Regions from separate parts of the Homo sapiens genome. Here region 1 is linked to region 2. A link is a loop called in an ENCODE intact Hi-C map of the cell type or tissue named here. Cell type or tissue: ascending aorta. All regions are shown on one strand. Links, peaks and the distances in the headings refer to the core of each region. The heading gives the core; the rest is flanking DNA. Region 1 overlaps DLGAP1 (DLG associated protein 1). Region 2 overlaps DLGAP1 (DLG associated protein 1).

The links. A loop is a pair of places that touch in the nucleus more often than their neighbours do. Peaks named below come from ENCODE experiments on the same cell type or tissue, not always from the same donor. Only the 100,000 strongest peaks of a DNase experiment are listed, where the experiment ranks them.
Region 1: it touches region 2 in a loop (2.4-fold over the local background); 6 of 110 quality-filtered maps call a loop at or near these places.

Annotation. Positions count from the first base shown.
Region 1 is chr18:3,909,294-3,912,217 of GRCh38, forward strand. The region is part of intron 3 of DLGAP1 (DLG associated protein 1); the gene reads right to left. Among named protein-coding and RNA genes, the nearest start is that of MIR6718, 25 kb to the left of the region's middle. In ascending aorta, for the core only: no CTCF peak of the experiment used is centred there; DNase peaks (open chromatin) are centred at 1,388 and 1,636; H3K27ac peaks cover 1,888 bases.
Region 2 is chr18:3,993,926-3,996,849 of GRCh38, forward strand. The region is part of intron 3 of DLGAP1 (DLG associated protein 1); the gene reads right to left. It overlaps DLGAP1-AS4 (DLGAP1 antisense RNA 4), which reads left to right. Exons shown (of 5, transcript NR_102696.1): 3 at 1,292-1,424; 4 at 1,683-1,791. Among named protein-coding and RNA genes, the nearest start is that of DLGAP1-AS4, 33 kb to the left of the region's middle. In ascending aorta, for the core only: a CTCF peak has its summit at 1,770 (motif pointing left); a DNase peak (open chromatin) is centred at 1,746; H3K4me3 peaks cover 838 bases.

The DNA of each region.
Region 1 (2,924 bases), core at 321-2,820, 85 kb before region 2:
TAAGTTCCCTTATTCAAGACTCAAGATCCCAAAAACAAAGTGGTTAAAGTTAAGGTTTCAGTCTTTGACAATAAAGTTAACCTGCACTTTTGTATCACATTAATGCCACTGGTCATATTGTGAACCATTAACTGCAATTTGTAAGTCTCAAGCTGTGTTCCAAAAGGGACCGACTGTCTAGTACTAACACCCAAGAACACTGGATACTAATTTGTTGATATTATTGATTAGGGTTCTTTTCTTGCTTTTGATTTTTTTATTAATTAGTGATGATAATTACTTTTATTTCACTGAGATAGTGGTTAAAATAAAAACTCTTTCTCTCTTTCTCTTTCTCTTGATTCTTCAAATAAATAGTGCAACAGTCAATAGACGGAAAATTCTTTGAACAGCAGGGATCATATACATGCTCTATTTTTGGTGTCTTTCCAGTGTATTGCACACCACTGGTTGGTTGTTGTTGACTGCCCATCTTAAAAGACACTTTCAATGAACTTCACCTTTCTATTTACCTAGAATTCTGGAAAACTCCATATTAGATTATTACCTACATAATTTTCTCTTGCCTAGATAATATGTTTAAGCAATTTTGAGTTTTTGAGAAAAAATACACTCCCCACAACCTATTTTTAAGTCAATTTAAGTTCAGGAATCACACAGAAAAAACTGCAGCTTTCTTGATCTAGTGTCATTTCTTATGGGTTCAATGAGAAGTTCCTGAGAGTGTCCTTCCGAGAAGCATAGGAACAGGAAGTCATCATTTGCCATTTTTTTCATGATTAAAAACTTTTACAAGTTAATAGTTGGACTACGAAAATGAATACCTGCTGTCGGCTATCTAGTATCCCTGGCTAATATTAAGGAATAATGAAAATATCCTCTTTCCAATGAGCATGTGGATTATCACATTATTATTCAAATGCTAAAGAGAGTCACAAAAGCAGTGATTTGGAGTTTTATCTTACTAAACTGAGGATAGCTGTCTCCCTACATCTCCATTTTCCAAGTAGTGAGAAGGTAATACATTTGATGGCAATTTCTGTATTACTACTATTATCCACTGCAGAATGAGAGGAAATTAAGAGAGAGAAATTTGATGATTTAAGACAAAGCATGGAGAGTGATGTCTGGATTTAAGGAAACAAATGAACAAGTAGTCTGAGACCAAAATTTTCATCCATTAAAGCCTGCTGCTTCCTATAGGCCAAATTCAAATTCAATAGCCATTTAGCTAGGACAAAACAGAAACATTTGGGTAGGTGACCTCAGGTGAAGTGAAGTTTTTCCATCTTCTTAGTGAACTCCAGAACAATGAAAACTGAAAATGGCTGCTTGGCAAAAGGGCAAAATTGGCGATTCGGAATCATTGCCATCTGCTAGTGCCTGCCTTTGCGGTGTCCGGGGGAAGTTGATTATGGAGCTGTATTTGTAGCAAGCTTCAATGGAGTGACTCACCTCCTTTCTTGGACAAAAATAAAGGGTTGGGAAGGGATACCTCATTTTCTAAATATATAAAAATATTGCAGAAAATTAGAATAGGAATCTTTCTGATGACATCAACAGTGTCTAAAAAAAATGAGCCACCAACAGAGAAGGCTGGGTGGAGGTGGGACAAGATTTCTATAAAACCTGTAAGGATCATTGCTTGCTGGGAATTAGAAGGAGTCATAGTTCTAATCCTGGTTTTGGCCCACGAACTGCTGGAGGATAAGACATTTAAACACTCTAGAGTTTAATTTCTCCAGCTGCGAGTTGAGAAAGCCTTAGATGAGTACAAACAGAGCAAATTCCTGTTAGAAAGTTTTAGATGGTAAATGCCTATCAGGTAAACTTGTGTTCTCCCTGAGGACAAAAGCGTTGACTGGGCACCTACTTCGAGCCATGTTTAGGGTGCAGTTTTTGTGCAGTTCTTTAGGATGAAGTCTGGATCTTATACATATTTGATTACTTTTTGCACAGTAGTTGGCTTATCAACTGTAATCAATAAAATTTGTTGAATGAATTGATTTTGCATAAATTATCTCAAATGAATTAAATAAACCCTTTTTCTGAGGGTAAGGGAAGGGAATAGAGGTATTAGTCATGCAAATAAATCAAGATTGGATCTTTATTTAAAGAAAGTTTCTTCTTTTCCCCTCATAATTGGAACTTTCATTTTATATGATTATCAGGAGAAATGTATTCCCTAGACTCTGTCAGTAGATGGATTAGAACATTTGGAATAACTAGGAAGTTGTTTGCTCATTTTCAAGTTGTTCAGTGACTAGAATATATCTCATTGTGGGGTGTGTGGTGACATGGTATGCTCTAGCTAATTGAATCACCCAGCAAGGGCATTACATAAATTTTCAATCCTACAGAAAAGCAATCCAAGTCAGTTTTCTAATGAGCTGATTGATGGCTCTTTTGTGAACTATTTAGCAGGAACTGAAATGAACAAGACTTGATTCCTTTTACTGAATCATAGCACTTCTCCTTCCTCTCTTATTGCAGCTGGGCTGCCAAAGATGTGAATTGATACATCTACTTAGCTGCTATAGGCTCAGCATGTGCCAGAGGTTGAATATTTACTTAATGTCAAATTAGCATACAGCAGTGAAAAGTCACTCAATGGCAGTTGGTTATCAAAGTGGGTCCCTGGGCCCACAGCAGCAGCATCACTTGGGAGCTTGTTAGAATGCAAATTCTCAGATTCAAGTCCTGTCGAATCAAAAATTGTGTTTTAGTAAGCGCTTCAGGCTGATATGTGCTGAAGTTTTGAAACTGCTGATGTATGGTATTTAATGCCCCAAGAAACAACAAAGGATTTATTCTTCTTGACTCATTTATATTTTGGAAATAAAGTTTGTTACATATTAATCTGTTCTTTATGGATATCTAAACTTTAATAAACCAAAATAAGATTTCTTGTGCTCCCAACAACT
Region 2 (2,924 bases), core at 279-2,778:
GTTCTGTCTAAAAGCCTGACATGTGTAAGACTTTCCCTCCACTGTTGTTTTCCTTTTGGTTTGGTAAGAATGTGGTGAGTGAAGTAAAAAGATAAGGAGAGAAGAACCACAGAGACCCCCTTGAAGCGTAAAACTCTGTTTATTAAGAGTGAGAATGTTCAGTGGCCTGTGACCCTCCCTTTCCTAGGCCACCTTCCCCAGTGCTTGGCTTTTCCCTGCCTGGCACCGGGTGATCCAGGCAAGGCCCTGGCTGGGGTGCCGAGGGTGGGGGAGACAGCTCTGGGTCCTTCTGTGCCACTTCCTCCCTGTGCTGGTGTTTCAGCAGCAATCTGCCCCTCTGCGATGGCAGCCTGTCCACAGCTCTAGTGCCCATAGGCTTGGGGACCCCGTTCCTTCCCTTCATCTGACTCTTCAGGCCTAGAGTGGCGAGGGCTTCCCACTGTGCTTGTCTCTGGGTACCTCGGCCTCTCTGGCTGTATTTTCTTAACCCTGCTCCCTGCTCTATAAACAGACCCTTCTCTAAATTCACCTCAACTCTCTTAATGGGATTCTCTTTCATGGGATTCTGACTGACAGAGTGCGGCTAAAAATATCTCAAACCTGATAGAAGCTGAGAGGAGCTGAAATTTCGAGTTGCAGAAACCTGGATGCTTGCCACTATATAGAGGACAGCAAACCATTTATTATTTATACAATTTCAGGCAAATAGGCTCTAGAAATTCCAGGTACAAAAGATCTGAAGAGATGACTAAACACTAACTAGGATTAGTTACATTAATCACGGACTTTTAAAATGACCAGAACCACCTGCTGCTAAATTATAAAGTCCAAAAAGACTTCAAGAATTGTTCAAAACTAAATAATGTCAACTCTCTAGAATGATTTATTCAAATTTAAGTAGGCCAGACTCACAATTTGGAGCACAGCTCTTTAATACATATAGATTCTAATTTTCTAAAAGAGAAATAGATTTGTTACTTGACTATTAGAAAATTCATTGCATATTTAAAAAGCGAGAGAACTTAGCTGTCTGCCTGTTCTGAGTCTGAGGTGTAAATGTTTACCTCATCATACATTAAGTATCTATAGATTATGCTCAATACTTTTTGCAAAATGTAGCATAAAGTCACTACTCATGCCCTTAAAATAGGCAACAACAATGTAATTTTAGAAAATGTTAATAAGTTTTCCTAGCTTTTGATTTTTTTTTTTTTTAGCTTTGGCCTTATCCTTTTTTTAGGTAGTGGCTGGCATTATGGATTAATTACTTAATACACTTTTGTTGCCTTAGAATTCACTGAGCTGAAATGGAGTGAGAGCTAAGATGCTCTCAGAATATTCTTAAAATGACTGTGCTGCAAAGAAGCCCGGGTGAATAGAAGAAAATAGAAGGAATGGTGGATACAAGTGAAGGTTAAAATGAGGTAGGAACTAAATATTATACTGGCACTTGGGGTTAGTATTTATGAATTGTTACTCTCTGGCAATGCTCTACTCTTTTGTATCTTCTTCGGGACAGAAAATTCCGTAAGAAAGACCTTTCCAGGAAGAGCTTGTCCCTAAACTTATGGGCTCAGGGTTTGAACAAAGCGTCTCTTCCAAGACCTTGTGAATAATATGCATGTGGGCCACGTAACTTCACAAAGTAAAGTTAAACGAATGCATTCTTTTCTTGCTATTAGACCCCATTTATCGCACCAGCTGTTGGTGATTTCAGCGCACCTTTCCAAGCCTCTTGAGAGTTCTGCTCTAACCACACTGCCCCCTAGTGTTCTCTCGCTTTGGTGCAACGTGAGTAAAAAAAAAAAAACCACCAAGATTTACTTTCAATATATACACTGTATTCATCAGTGTTTTGCTATAGAGAATGTAAGATATCTTTCTGTAAATTATTTAGATATTTAATCTTATTTATTTATTTATCCCAATAAGATATTAAAGCATGCTAAGCTGGAATGATTTTTTTTCATAAATGGGTAAAAGCAAAAGTAAAAGTTTAGATACTATTAAATAATTCCTGATCTAATAAACGGAGACAAATTACCTAATATTTTTGAGCACCTATTATGTTAGACATGTAAGAAATACTGTATTACAAGTGAAGTCTAAGTAAGCCTAATTCAATACTTAACTTTTAAAGTTAGAAACATTTTAAATATATTTATTAATTTGATCTCGAATTTGGGGAAAACAGTAAAGATGGAAGAGAGAAAAGGGAGAATTTTTAAATTTTACATATCTAAGTGGCTTTGTATTATGTTTTAATTGAAAAATATTTTAAACAAGTCAATTCTGATAAGATGTAGAAATTCTACTTGCAGCTTTAGGACAAAGTGAATTAAAAACAAAGGCTTTCTACTTGAAATGTGGCCAGTGTGACTGAGAAATGGAGTTTCTAAATTTTCATTTCATTTTAATTAATTTCACTGATTTAAATTTTAAAACTGATTGATACTCAATTCAGTCACTGAAAACTTTTACGTATGCTTGTAACAACTTAGGTATCTGAATCTATTTTTTTCAAATGTAAATTTTAAGATATCTATTTAGATTAAATATTCCTAATAAAAATATAGCATTTTAATTGCATAGGCTATAAGTGAAAAATGTACAGCACATTTCAAATGTTTAGTACAAAGCCAAAAGAATGTAATATTTCTCATTAATAATTGTTATATTTAGTACATGTTGAAATTTATATTTAGATATGTCAAACAAAATATATTATTAAAATTAATTATATTGGTAAAAAAGGCTAATAGTATAGAAATCATAACTATGTATTCCTCTATCTGAATAAACTGAGAGAATCAAGTTTTCAGATTATTAAAGATTGAAAAATTGAAAATATATCTGTTTTCCATGGTGCAGTTCACATACCACTGGTGATAAATTACTTTAGCCAATGCAAATGTATAGGCTTT